2 separate regions of the Homo sapiens genome follow, and region 1 is linked to region 2. The links are chromatin contacts, found by Hi-C or POLR2A ChIA-PET in ENCODE. All regions are on one chromosome and are shown on one strand. Each heading gives the region's core, a stretch centred on a gene start or an enhancer-like site at or near the end of the contact. The rest is flanking DNA. Distances are from core to core; before and after follow the strand shown. Region 1 holds the start of GRAP2 (GRB2 related adaptor protein 2). Region 2 holds the start of CBX6 (chromobox 6).

Region 1 (6,698 bases), core at 2,174-4,673, 1.0 Mb before region 2:
CAAAGAGTTAGCAATTGTTGAACCTAGGTAGTGAGTACTAATATTTCAACTTTTCTTTATGTTTTATGTTCAGTTATTTTCTCACTATCTTTTCTTTTCTTTTCTTTTTTCCTCTTTTTGAGACAGGATCTTGCTCTGTCGACCAGGCTGGAGTGCAGTGGCACGATCTCAGCTCGCTGAAACATCTGCCTCCCGGGTTCAAGCAATTCTCGTGCCTCAGTCTCCCAAGTAGCTGGGATTACAGGCGCCTGCCATCATGCCCGGCTAATTTTTGTATTTTGGTAGAGACAGGGTTTCAACATGTTGGCCAGGCTTGTCTCCAACTCCTGACCTCAGATGATCTGCCTGCTTTGGCCGCCCAAGTGCTGGGATTACAGGTGTGAGCCACTGTGCCCGGCTGTTCTTCACTATCTCCTTAAGGTATGTCTTAACATTTTCTTTGGAGAGTATATAAGACTTTTATCATCATGCACTTCGTGATAGTTTCTTTTAATTCTCTAAAATTTTTGTTTATAAATACATATTTAAAAAGAAAACAATCTTTAAAAATTATTTACTGAATTCCTACTGACTCAAGTTTATTGAAACTTAATGTTAACACTGTTGAAGAGGACTTGGTGCCTAGTGCCAGGCCTGGCATATAGTAATTGATCGATAAATGTTTGTAAAATGCTTATTTGTTAAACAGGACCATGCTTTCTTAAGAATTTTTAAGAGAAAAGAAAGGGCAGGCCAGGTGTAGTGGTTCACACCTGTAATCCCAACACTTTGGGAGGCTGAGGCAGGCGAATCGCTTGAGTTCAGGAGTTCAAGACCAGCCTGGGAAACATGGCAAAACCCTGTCTCTACTAAAAATACAATATTAGCCAGGTGTGGTGGTGTGTACCTGTAGTCTCAGCTACTTGAGAGGCTGAGGTGGGAGGATCACTAAACCCAGGGTAGTTGAGGCTGCAGTGAGCTGTGATTGTGCCACTGTACTCCAGCCTGAGTGACAGAGTGAGACCCTGTCTCAAAAAAAAAAAAAAAAAAAAGACTCATGAGGCTGTGTTATTATCATTATTATTATTTATTTTTGGAGATCTGCCCACCTCGGCCTCCCAAAGTGCTAGGATTATAAGCATGAGCCACCGCGCCCAGCCAAGGCTGTGCTATTTCTTTACAGACCAAGGTATGCTGGGCAAATACCTCAAATGGACAAAATGGGGACCTAGCGACCCTATTGTTTGATTCAAACAACTTATAAAGATTCTTTAACAAGTTTTGAGTTTGTTTGATAGGGGCACAAAAATGAATCATCTGCCCCCAGGATTATCCAGCAGCAACTGTTACTTATTTAAGAAATCGTGATGGAATCACACTTACTGACACATTTTCGAACAATTGCAGACTTTTCTTGACCCAGGAAAAAAGGGCAAGTTCTACTCAAGCTTAGGCATGAACCCTGTCAGTCATCAACACCAGTGGGTGTTATTATCTGGGAATCAATAAATATGTTGGAACTAGGATCATTTTCAGCTCTTCTAGGAAGCAATAGTTCTAAAAGAGATGGCTTCAGGAAATAAGTGAGAGACATTTTGTATAAGAAGTGGGAAGAAAATGATCAAGAGTCAAAGAAACAACTAATCATGATATCGCCTTGCATTTTTATAGAGCCTTTTTCCTAAGGCACTTCATATCTATGTTAACTCATTTATTCTTACAACATCCCTACGAGGTAGACAGAACAATTGAAAGGGATTTTCACCAGGGCCTAAGATGTGGGAGATATTCAAAAGGATATTGTATTAGCAACAGAGATATTTCTTCATATTGAATAGATTGATCATCTCCTTCTCCTCTGCTTCAGTAAAGTCATTTTTAAAAAGATAAAATCTATTACAATTTGGGGAGAATAAGATTTCAGTTTACCACATGGGAGACACTCCAAGTTCAATCTAAAAAAGCAGTTTTATTCAATAATATAGGGCCACCTCTCTTTTACAAAAAAACAAAAAAGGGTATGAGTCAGATTTTTTTCGTATTTGAAAATTAAATATACTTAGGTGGTCCTCTATTTACACAGTGTTCCTTATTTAATAGCAGATGGTTTTGTAAAGAGAATCACTATAAAATTATTCTATAAAGTTTTACATAAAATACTGGATTGTTAAAGGAGAGTAACTTCTGCTAAATACTCTTTCCGAAACCAAAAATAAGAAACAAAAAGGAGCCACTAAAGAACTAAACCGTTTATGACAAACATTGCTGCATAGAACAAAAGATTCTGCGACCTGAAGTTTCCCATCCTCAGATAACATAACGAGAACACACGAAATTTTTCCCATTGGATGTTTAGATCTAAAACACTTCCCACTCCTAGTTTATCTAGGGATGTGTATGTTCAATAGTGTGCAAATTATGCTGCATACACTTTATTAAGAAGGCCTAATTCCAGGTAGATAAATACGGTAAATTTTTTTTGACAGTATACCTGTCAGGGCAATACAGTACATTTTAAATTAGTGAAACCTTTGGTTGGTATGTTCAATCCTCACGTTCAGGAAGAGTTGGGACAAAGAACACAAAGCAGCTATCTTCAGACTGGACGCCTAAACCAGAGACAGTCATAGGGATGGAGCCTAACGGCTAGTACGAAGAGAGACAATACCCTTCCAAAATACACTTCAACATAAAGTTTTCTTTTCGTAAAGGAATGAAAACTGGTGTCCTTTGTACAGGTAACAAAAATGCGAACAGAACTAGAAATTCAAGCAAAGAGAGAAATCCTGACCTCAGAGTGCTAGTGTTCATTCATCACTGCTCAGCCCTCTACCACCCCCTCCAATCCCTTCCAATTTGGATTAAATTCTGACCATGGTGAAGTGGAATTTTACCTCCATGATCCCAAGGTCGAAAATCTTTCCCTGAGATGCTTCTGAAGCCAGTTTGTGGAGATTTTTGTGTTATGGACTGGGTAAGGAACAAGTGTTCTCCCAGTTCATTTGATAGAAGTCAAATCCCATCACCACAAACATTGTCACAGCAAAAGGTTTAGAGACCTTAGCTGATGGGACTTAAAAGCAATATTTAGAGAACTAGTGAGATTCATTTTAATTAACTCATACAGAACATTCTGCAAATTATAAAACTGTTCAAAGTTTCTAGAGTATATGTACAGATGTTGTATAATGACATACCTTTTGGAAGAGAAGGGGTTGAGTTTATGTCTTGGCTTTGACACCGAGTTATTAGAATCCTTTCTGGCAAGAAGGGAGACAAATTCAAGCATCAGAGTTACTGCATTTCAGAGTATGGATCCACTTTGTGCTGTCTTCCATGTACCACTCTGAAAGAGGGTGCAAGTTTACAGATCCATTAACTGTGCCTCCTCCTCCCCACCTCTTACTCCCTCCTCCAAACTAACCCTAGTCAGCCCTGCAGTCTGTAGGCAAACCACACAGGAACTAGCACATATGGGGCTTCGGAGAGTTGGGCGTGAGCCTTAGATTATGTGGTTTTGTTTTCTTGCTGCCAGAGTTGAACTAAAATGCAGGAGGTTCACTGAAACACTTTTGCTTCTTTATGCTTGGTTTCAGTTTTAACAATATCCCCCCTGAACACTTGTGTTCACATAAGAAAATTTATAGTTCTTGATATGGTCCATCAGCAAGCTGATCTTAAGGAAAACTCTTATTCTCTTAGTATAATCATGCATCCAGAGGAACATTAGGGCTTCTTGGGGGAACTTATTTAAGAGCACCCTCGATCACTCACAATGTTAAAATCCCAGGAAAGATGCTTTGTTCATACACTCAGCCTCTAATATTACTCTTGACAAAAAAAGAAGAAACATTCTGAGCTGGGATGCATTCTCACCCCAGGTTTGCCACAGTCCAGCATGAGGTGGAACCAGTTCCTTCAATTTCTGGGACTTCAATTTCTGTTGAGTCTTAGACTGAAGGCTTTCTGGGATTTAAGACTTTCCATTGACCTTGAGTTTTGTTACCTTCAACTTCCTTAGTTCTTACCTTTAAATGTACCACTCACCCTTCCCCCTATATCAACTGCAACTTGTGAAGGCCTCTTCCTTTCTCTTTGCTCTTGCTAGAAAATGGATTGCCAACGTTGCATCTTTTACAGAAAATTAGAGACATTGCTACTTGCTAAGTGGCACCATTCAGAGTTTGGGGACTGGATCCAAGATGAGGAGGGAAATGTTGGCTCACTGGGATGTTCCTAGCATTAATCCCTGGAATACCAAGAGGAGAGTGTCAAGGAGAGATTCAATTTGGGGTTCTAAAATTTAAACTTTTTCTGCAATGTGAAACGGCATCCTTTTCCATCTCTTTGCTTCTTTATATCTAAACCTTGCTTAAAATTTACTTTCTTAAAACCTTTTCCTTGGTTATAATTGCCCAACATTTTTATTGAAATAGAAAAGAAGAATCAGCAAAGTGTCAAGGTGACAGAAAATGCTCAGTAAATATTTGTCGAATGAGTTAAAGGAAGTAATTTTCTATCCATAACTCCTTTTTTTTTTTGAGACGGAGTTTCACTCTTCTTGCCCAGGCTGGAGTGCAATGGCATGATCTTGGCTCACTGCAACCTCCGTCTCCCGAGTACAAGTGATTCTCTTGCTTCAGCCTCCCAAGTAGCTGGGATTACAGGTACCTGCCACCATGCCTGGCTAATTTTTTTTGTATTTTTAGTAGAGATGGGGTTTCACCATGTCGGCCAGGCTGGTCTTGAACTCCTGAACTCAGATGATCCGCCCGCCTCAACCTCCCAAAGTGCTGGGATTACAGGCATGAGCCACCGCACCCGGCCCTGTAGCTCCTTAATAACAGGCTTTCTTTTTATTAATGCAACTTTGTCAAATTTTCTTAAATCCTGGTTATATCTGAAAAGGATCTCTGCTATTTCCACATTATAAAGATAAAATTTAAAAATAACAACATCTTGCTACTTTAAAAATAATAACGTCTCAACCTTGACCTCAGAATTATTCAGCCTTCTAAGGACCTTCTTGGATCATTACACTGAACAGCTCTATTGCCAAGTTTTTAAATGCTGAAATCCTCTGGCTACAGTCCTTATTCTTTGATAGCTCCCAAGTCGATGGTTTTGAAATGGTTAAAGGAGTCCCTAAAATTCTATGGTTGGGGAGTGGGAGCGAAGGGAAAATGTTGAATGGTGTTACATGGAAAGTATCATGGTGTTTTCAGCTTGTACCCTAATGAGGAAGCTAATTTTGCACCAGGCACTACTCCCCAGGGAGCAGAATATAATCCTTCCCCTTACAAGCATGGGACAGATTGCAGAACAGAAAAATCTCAAAGGCAAGTTATTTTGGTAGTAAGTACTGATTGACAGACATGTTATGTAGAGCATAGTGGGAGGGAAGCAAGGCCACTTGAGTGGTTTATTTCATAACAGCTCTGTAACTGAACGAGTGCAAAGGCAGATCCTAAGAATAAAGACCCTAATGTGAGAATGCCAGCATTTCAGTACTCACTATCATGAGATACTCAGAAAAATAGCAGCAAGATGAGGAGGATACAGTAACATGTGAAATATGGACTTAGCCACAGTGGAGAAGTTTCTTTTTTAAACCATACTTTGTTTAAAATTTTTTTAATCAATTCCTTTTGAGGGGTCATTTGTTTATATCTGAACTTCTGTTTTGTTTTGTTTTTTGTTTTATTTTGTTTTTTGGAGACTGAGTCTCGCTCGGTTGCCCAGGCTAGAGTACAGTGACGCAATCTTGGCTCACTGCAACCTCCACCTCCTAAGTTCAAATGATTCTCCTGCCTCAGCCTCCCGAGTAGCTGGGATTGCAGGCACCTGCCACCACACCCAGCTAATTTGTATATTTTTAGGACAGCTGAGGTTTCGCCATGTTGGTCAGGCTGGTCTCGAACTCCTGACCTCAGGTGATCTGCCCACCTTGGCCCCCCAAAGTGCTGGGATTACAGGCATGAGCCACTGCGCCTGGCCAATATCTGAACTTCTTGCCATAATTATGCTCAATTTAACTTTATGGTAAAATATGTACTTCTTATTTAATAGTGTGCATTCAGACATTCTCGTTTCATTTATTCAATAAATAAAGTTTGAACACCTACTCTGTGTTAGTCCTGTTCTAGGTGCTGGAAAACTATCAGTGAACAAAACATAATCTCTGCCCTCCTGGATCTTACATTCTGGTAAAGGGAGAAACAGAAGGTACATCAGATGGTCCTACTGTTAGGGAGAAAAATAAAATGATGCAAGAGCCACAGGGAGTGTGGCTGAGATGGGGGTTGCGATTTTACGTTGGGAAATCAAAGGACATTTGAGCAAAGTCTAGAACAAAGTGAAGAAGCCAGTACTTCCTGGATGGACATCTGGGGAAATAGCTTTTGCAGGTATAGGGACTAGCAAGTGCAAAGACTTCAGGTGGAGACATGTTTAACACTGTGAGTGAGGTGGAGAGGAGTTGGGATGGAGATCAGAGAGAGAGCAGAACATGTAGGGCCTTGTTGCCATGGCGAGGCCTTTGGATTTTACTCTGAGTGAGATGGAAGCCAATGGAAGATTTTGAACTGGGGAGTAGTATGATCTGACTTGGGTTTTAAGTTTTAAAAGGGTAGCTCTGGCTGTTGTGCTGAAATTAGATAGCAAGGGAGCAAGAACAGAAGAAGAGAGACCAGTTAGGAGCCTACTGTTGGCCAGGCATG
Region 2 (6,276 bases), core at 3,767-6,266:
GCCCGTCAAACACAGAATCATGAGAGATAATAGATTCTTGTGTTTTAAGCTACTAAATTTTTGTTTGCTGTACTACAGGTTTTTTTGGTGAAAGGAAGGTAAGTCTCAGGACCCCCAAATCACTAAGCCAAAAAGAAAGTTGTTGGCCGGGTGCGGTGGCTCACATCTGTAATCCCAGCACTTTGGGAGGCCGAGGCGGGCAGATCACGAGGTCAGAAGATCGAGACCATCCTGGCTAACACAGTGAAACCCCGTCTCTACTAAAAATACAAAAAATTAGCCGAGTGTGGTGGTGGGCACCTGTAGTCCCAGCTACTCGGGAGGCTGAGGCAGGAGAATGGCATGAACCCAGGAGACAGAGCTTGCAGTGAGCCGAGATCGCGCCACTGCACTCCAGCCGGGGCGACAGAGCGAGACTCCATTTCAAAAAAAGAAAAGAAAAAAAAAAGAAAGACAGTTGTTGCCTTTTTTGGGGTTGAAATTTGAACCCAAAAAATCACTAAGTCAAGCTGGGGACTGCATCAGGCAAACTTGGCTCCCATTTTTTCCCCAAATAAGATAGTTACAAAGATTAAAAAACTACATATCTCCTTCAGAGTTTGCCCCCAAGGAATTTCCATGTGGGCCTCAGCATCTTTACCCTAAAACAGTTCTGTTGAATTTCACCTTGGCAATGTAAATTGATAGTTTATCTTAACAGATGCGGGACAAGGACAGAACTCAAAGTCATCCCTCTTCCCACCCGAGACAAATGCATATCTGATTGCTTCCTCCGCCTGTTGCTTATGTAAAAATGCAGATTCACTGAGACAGACTGAGGCATAAGTGACTCTTCCTCTACCCTCCTCACATGTAAATTGTGTACTCAGTGAAAGGCTGATCAGAATCAAAATAATACAACCTTTTGTCTCTTATCTACCTACCACCTGGAAGCCCCCACTTCGAGTTGCCCCACCTTTCCAGACTGAACCAATGTACATCTTAAATGTACTGATTGATGTCTCATATCTCCCTAAAATGTATAAAACCAAGCTATACCCCTATCACTTTGGGTACAAGTCATCAGGACCTCCTGAGGCTATGTCACGGGCACGTCCTTAACCTTGGCAAAATAAACTTTCTACATTGATTGAGACTTGTCTCAGATAGTTTTGGTTCACAATTTCATAGGAAACTGATTTGCCCTCTGTCTGGGCAACAACTCACACAGGCTAAGAGATCAATTTTTTTCCTTTGTGATGTTACACCAAACCTCAGAACTATAGACTGTCAGAGGTGGAGGGGATTTTTTTCTCATAGAATAGAGACTATCTTCTCCAGGTGCTCATAAACAAGGGAAAAGCATGTGAGAAGTCCATAAATCTCTCCAAAATTTTGGAATGACTTGGAAATAACAGATTTTCAAAAGAGTCACCTGCAGCTTGTCGCAGTGGCTCACGCCTGTAATCCCAGCACTTTGAGAGGCCAAGGCGGGCGGATCACGAGGTCAGGAGTTTGAGACCAGCCTGGCCAACATAGTGAAACCCCGTCTCTACTAAAAATACAAAAATTAGCCTGGCAAGGTGGCGCGCCTATAGTCCCAGCTACTCAGGAGGCCAAGGCAGGAGAATCACTTGAACCTGGGAGGCGGAGGTTGTAGTGAGCCAAGATCACGCCACTGCACTCCAGCCTGGGCAACAAAGGGAGACTCCACCTCAAAAAAAAAAAAAAAAAAAGTCACCTGCCAAAAAATATAGAGCATGAAAAAGGGCCAGTTCCTCCCCCATTTTTGAAGTTGAAAAACTAAGATCCAGAGAGTAGAAAAGGACTTGTACAACATCACACGATTACCAAAAGAAAAGGGATCCAAGCCTGGCTGCCCGAATTCCCACTTCATCTCATCACATCCCTCCTCTACTCAAAACTCCCTCACGCTTCCCACTGCCTGAGACAAAGTCCAAACCTACCCAGCATTCAAGGCCCTTCCCAAGTTCAGTCCAACCCATCTTTCCATTGCCATCCTTTGCCGTACTGCCCCAACCCATGCCATAGCAGACTTCTTTCCCATCCCCAAAACACACTCTCAGGCTCTGATGTGCTTGTTCAAGTTGACACCTCCACCCGGGACACCCTTCCCATTCTTCACTTGTAGGCCAATTCCCATTTGTCTTTCCGGCCCCAAATCAGAGGTCTCCACCTCTGAGAAGCCCTCACAGCCTCACCTCCACGTGGTAGGTTGCTCCCCTATGTCCACTCCCAAGACATCCTGTACAGACTCTTGTGGCAGGCTTATAATGCCTCCCCGAAAGATGTCCGTGTCCTAGCCCCTAGCCCCCAGAACCTGTGGATAGGATACCTTACTTACCATCCATGTTACCCTATGGTAAGAGGGTCTTTGCAAATCTGATTAAGTTGAGGTTGAGACGGAAAGATCATTCTCAATTATTTGGGCAGACCCAATGTAATCACAAGTGTTGTTAAAAGAAAGAGGCAGAAGCCAGGTGCGGTGGCTCACGCCTGTAATCCCAGTACTTTGGGAGGCTGAGGCGGGTGGATTACTTGAGGTCAGGAGTTCGAGACCAGCCTGGCTAACATGGTGAAACCCCCATCTCTACTAAATACAAAAATTAGCCGGGTGTGGTGACGCATGCCTGTAATCCCAGCTACTTGGGAGGCTGAGACTGGGAGAATTGTTTGAAACCGGGAGGCAGAGGTTGCAGTGAGCCGAGATTGTGCCACTGCACTCCCACCTGGGTGACTGAGCAAGACTCCATCTCAAAAACAAAAACAAAAGAAAGAAAGAAGCAGGAAGTGAGCAAAGGGATCGTGGAAACAGAGATTTGAGTGATGAAGCCATGAGCCAAGAAATGCCAGCAACATTTGGAAGCTGGATGAGGCACGGAACAGATACTCTCCTTGACCCTCCAAAAAGGGACCAGCCCTGAGGATACCTTCACTTGGGCCCAGTAACACTGATTTGGGACTTCCCGCCTCCAGAGTCATCAGATAACAAATGTGAGTCATTTTAAGCCACTGAGCTTGTGTTAATTTGTGAGAGCAGCAACACGAAACTCCTACACCTTTATTCTAGCATTAGTCACACTGTGTGACAGGTGCCGTTCTCACTCCACTGACAGCTCCTCAGCCTGGGGCACCTTTGTTTCCTGATGGTTTCACACAAAGCCTGGTGCTTCACAAGGGCTCACAAACACTGCTGAATGAATCAACAAGTGGACTCACCTGCTTCATCCCCCGCCTGTCTCCGTCAGCCTGAACACACACACACTGTCATACCCACTCCTCTCACCTGCTCACCCACCACCACCCACATCTCCCAGGAGGACATTTCTATTTTTACCACAGCAGCTCACCTTGGGCTGGCCAGCAAATAGCTGTTTCCCTGGAACATACTGATTTTAAGTGAGGAGAGGGATTTCTCTCAAGGTAATAATTGGACAAATCTGCTGGGAGAAAAAGACTAACATTTTGCTATGGTGGATTTGAAACCCAAGAATTGGCATTGTAGCACAGAAACGCAAAAATCTTTCCTAATGAGCCATTGATGTTCGCAAGACACAACCCTGACTCTTCACAATCCCCATTCCTCCCCACCCCATCTCAGCCCCAAGGTGGTCACTGGAAGGATGGTGAAATCTGTATTTAATGACACTGAAAGATGTCCACTTTATAGCATTAAGGGAGAAAAGCAGATTCCAGAACAGTGTGAATAGCGTGATCCCATTTTGTTAAAAAATTAAATCTACAGACAATGTGTATGTGTATGTATATACATACATACATAGGTGTACGTGAGTTTATGTACGCATAGAGCAGAGGCTGGAAGATTGGTGAAGATGTTAACAATGGTTTTATGGGGGTTATGGACAGTTGTTTTATCTGTATTTTTAAAATTGTTTTACAAAGAACAAGACTACTAACATAATGGGAAATAAAGTTCAAGTAATTTCAACATTTAAAAAGTGGAGCGTTTTGCGCGGCAGGGCTATTTTTTGTGTGTCCGTTCCTGGACAGCCCCAGCTCGATCCCCCGCCCCTCCTCAAGTGGGAAGCTGGGATCTGGGCTCCCCAGAGCAATGGCGGAAGCTTCGCGCAGCTGCGGGCGGGGAGAGGGACGCGGCCAGGTCGGGGGGCCGGGAGGGGTGCTGGGAATCGGAAAACACAGATATGACCGCGAAGGCGGTTTCTGCCGAATGACCAGATGATGACCCGCTGTGGGCCCAAGGCGGAGTGCGGGGAGCCCGTTCCTGCCCGCGGTCCCTCTCCCTCCCCCACTGCCACACCGGCCCCGCCGAATCCTCCCCGGTCTCCTGGGCGAGGACAGGTGCCGCCCGAGACCCCGGCCGCAGACAGATGCCCACGGTCACTCCGGCCTTCCTCGGCCCCATTCGCCGCACACCCCCTTCCTGCGGTGGCGTTTTTGTTTTAACTCTTCTGAACTGGTTACAAAACCACCCTCCCACGAATACATAAATAATGGGTGGGGGGCGATGTTTTAAAGAAATTCCCGCAAGGCCTGGCAAGGCAACAGCAACTGCATTTCTGCTGCATCATATTTAACTGTTTGCAGGCTGCTGCGGGAGATGCGCGGTGGCGGCGAGACTCGGGCTCCACAGCCCTTCTCCGCCCGGGGCCTGGCGAGACTCGCGTGGGGATTAAGAGGCAAGGAGAGGGTGTCAGCGATCGGGCGCCGGCAAGATGTGAGGGGGGGTGATAAGCGTAAGGCCGCAGCGTGCCCACAAGCCGGGCACCCATCGGGTCGGCCGGCAATTGCTCCCTCCGCCCGCGCGGCCCCTTTAAGAGCCAGCGCGCGCCCCCGCCCCGCGAGCGCCGACTTTCCCTAGCAACCGCCCCGGGGGAGGGGGAGGTCCTGGCAACCGCGCGCCAGCCGCGAGGATCACGTGACGGCCCGCAGCTGGAACGCGAGCGCGCGCCCCGCCGCGCTCCCGCCCGCCGGGGCCTGGGCGCTGCGGCGCGTGCGCGAGCGGTGCCGCACCGGCCGCGGGCGCAGGGAGTATTATGGGCTGTGGGTGCCGCTGAGCAAGATGGAGCTGTCTGCAGTGGGCGAGCGGGTCTTCGCGGCCGAATCCATCATCAAACGGCGGATCCGAAAGGTGAGCCGCCGCCCGGGGCGGGCCGCCGCTGTCCGCAGCCGGGGCCGGGGCCGGGGGCCCTCGGGGCGAAGCGGTCCCGCTAGCCCGGCTCCCTCGCCCAGCCCCGCGCCGCCGCCTCCTCGCGTCCCCGCATCCTCCCCACCCCCACCCCCGTTTTTCTCCCCTCTGTTTTTCAGGGACGCATCGAGTACCTGGTGAAATGGAAGGGGTGGGCGATCAAGTGAGTGTCGCGGGGTCCGGGGGCGTCGCGGGAGGGGAGGCAGCGGGCACCGGGGCCTGGGGTGGGGGTGCGCGCTCTTGCTCTCGCCGCGTGCCTGTCCCTCTCTGGTCTTCATCCTGATTTTGTGCGTTTGTGACTCGGCAGGTACAGCACTTGGGAGCCCGAGGAGAACATCCTGGACTCGCGGCTCATTGCAGCCTTCGAACAAAAGTGAGTTGTTGGGGAAGCTGGCAGGGGCTGCGAGGCCGAGGCTCGGCTGGGGCGCCGCGCGGGGAAGCGGGAGAGCCGGGGAGGGCAGCGCGGAGTGGGGCCCGGGAAGGGGCTCTTTTTAACCTCTGGTGTTTTTCGGCCGCAGGGAGAGGGAGCGTGAGCTGTATGGGCCCAAGAAGAGGGGACCCAAACCCAAAACTTTCCTCCTGAAGGTAACCTGGCCCAGCCCCAGCAGCATCCCCCTCTCGGGCCCCCAGCCCCGGCACAGCACGGGGCCTGGAAGGGAGGGACAGATACGCGGCCGCCCAAGCGGGCCGGCCTTTTCAGAGGGGCCCCAGCTGGGCAGGGGGTGGTTGTGAGCCCCCCCAGAAGCCCCTGATGGCAGGCCTCAGCCAGCATCAGCTTCAACAAGAGGGTTTTGGGACTGGGGATAATCCTCCCTGTTGAAACCAGGGGCTGGGGATGCCTTTAGGGCTCCAGGAAAGGGGGTGGCTGAGGCAGGTGGGGGATGCCCATGGGAAGGGGGCATTTGTTTGAGCTGTTATGACTGTGCTGGGAGTTGGAACCCAGGGGGAGAGTGAGTGGGGTCCCACCTCCTGGCAGGGCACAAGGAGAGGATTTGGGGGACCACCTGCCTCCCTGCCCCCAGCTTCCCCCGTTCAGTCTTTCAGGATTTGTTCTTCATGGCTCCCCTCCTTTCTTGGGGATCCAACTTGAATTTGACCTCAAATCATTT

Evidence for each region. A loop is a pair of places that touch in the nucleus more often than their neighbours do. ChIA-PET counts read pairs that join two places held with the same protein, here RNA polymerase II (POLR2A). Pooled maps may share reads with other maps.
Region 1: a loop to region 2 is called in a pooled map, with 2.3 times the contacts of the local background. The contact joins the promoter of GRAP2 here to the promoter of CBX6 in region 2. A Hi-C loop is called at or near these places in 2 of 50 pooled maps. POLR2A ChIA-PET finds 5 or more read pairs at or near these places in 2 of 52 experiments (B cell and activated CD4-positive, alpha-beta T cell).

Annotation. Positions count from the first base shown.
Region 1 is chr22:39,897,809-39,904,506 of GRCh38, reverse strand. GRAP2 (GRB2 related adaptor protein 2) reads right to left here and starts at 3,423. Exons shown (of 8, transcript NM_004810.4): 1 at 3,177-3,423.
Region 2 is chr22:38,870,956-38,877,231 of GRCh38, reverse strand. CBX6 (chromobox 6) reads left to right here and starts at 5,016. Exons shown (of 5, transcript NM_014292.5): 1 at 5,016-5,110; 2 at 5,287-5,330; 3 at 5,475-5,540; 4 at 5,686-5,752. The coding sequence starts at 5,042. RefSeq lists enhancers at 2,678-2,857, 2,674-3,873, 3,710-4,259, 4,260-4,810 and silencers at 4,805-5,064, 5,095-5,244, 5,345-5,394.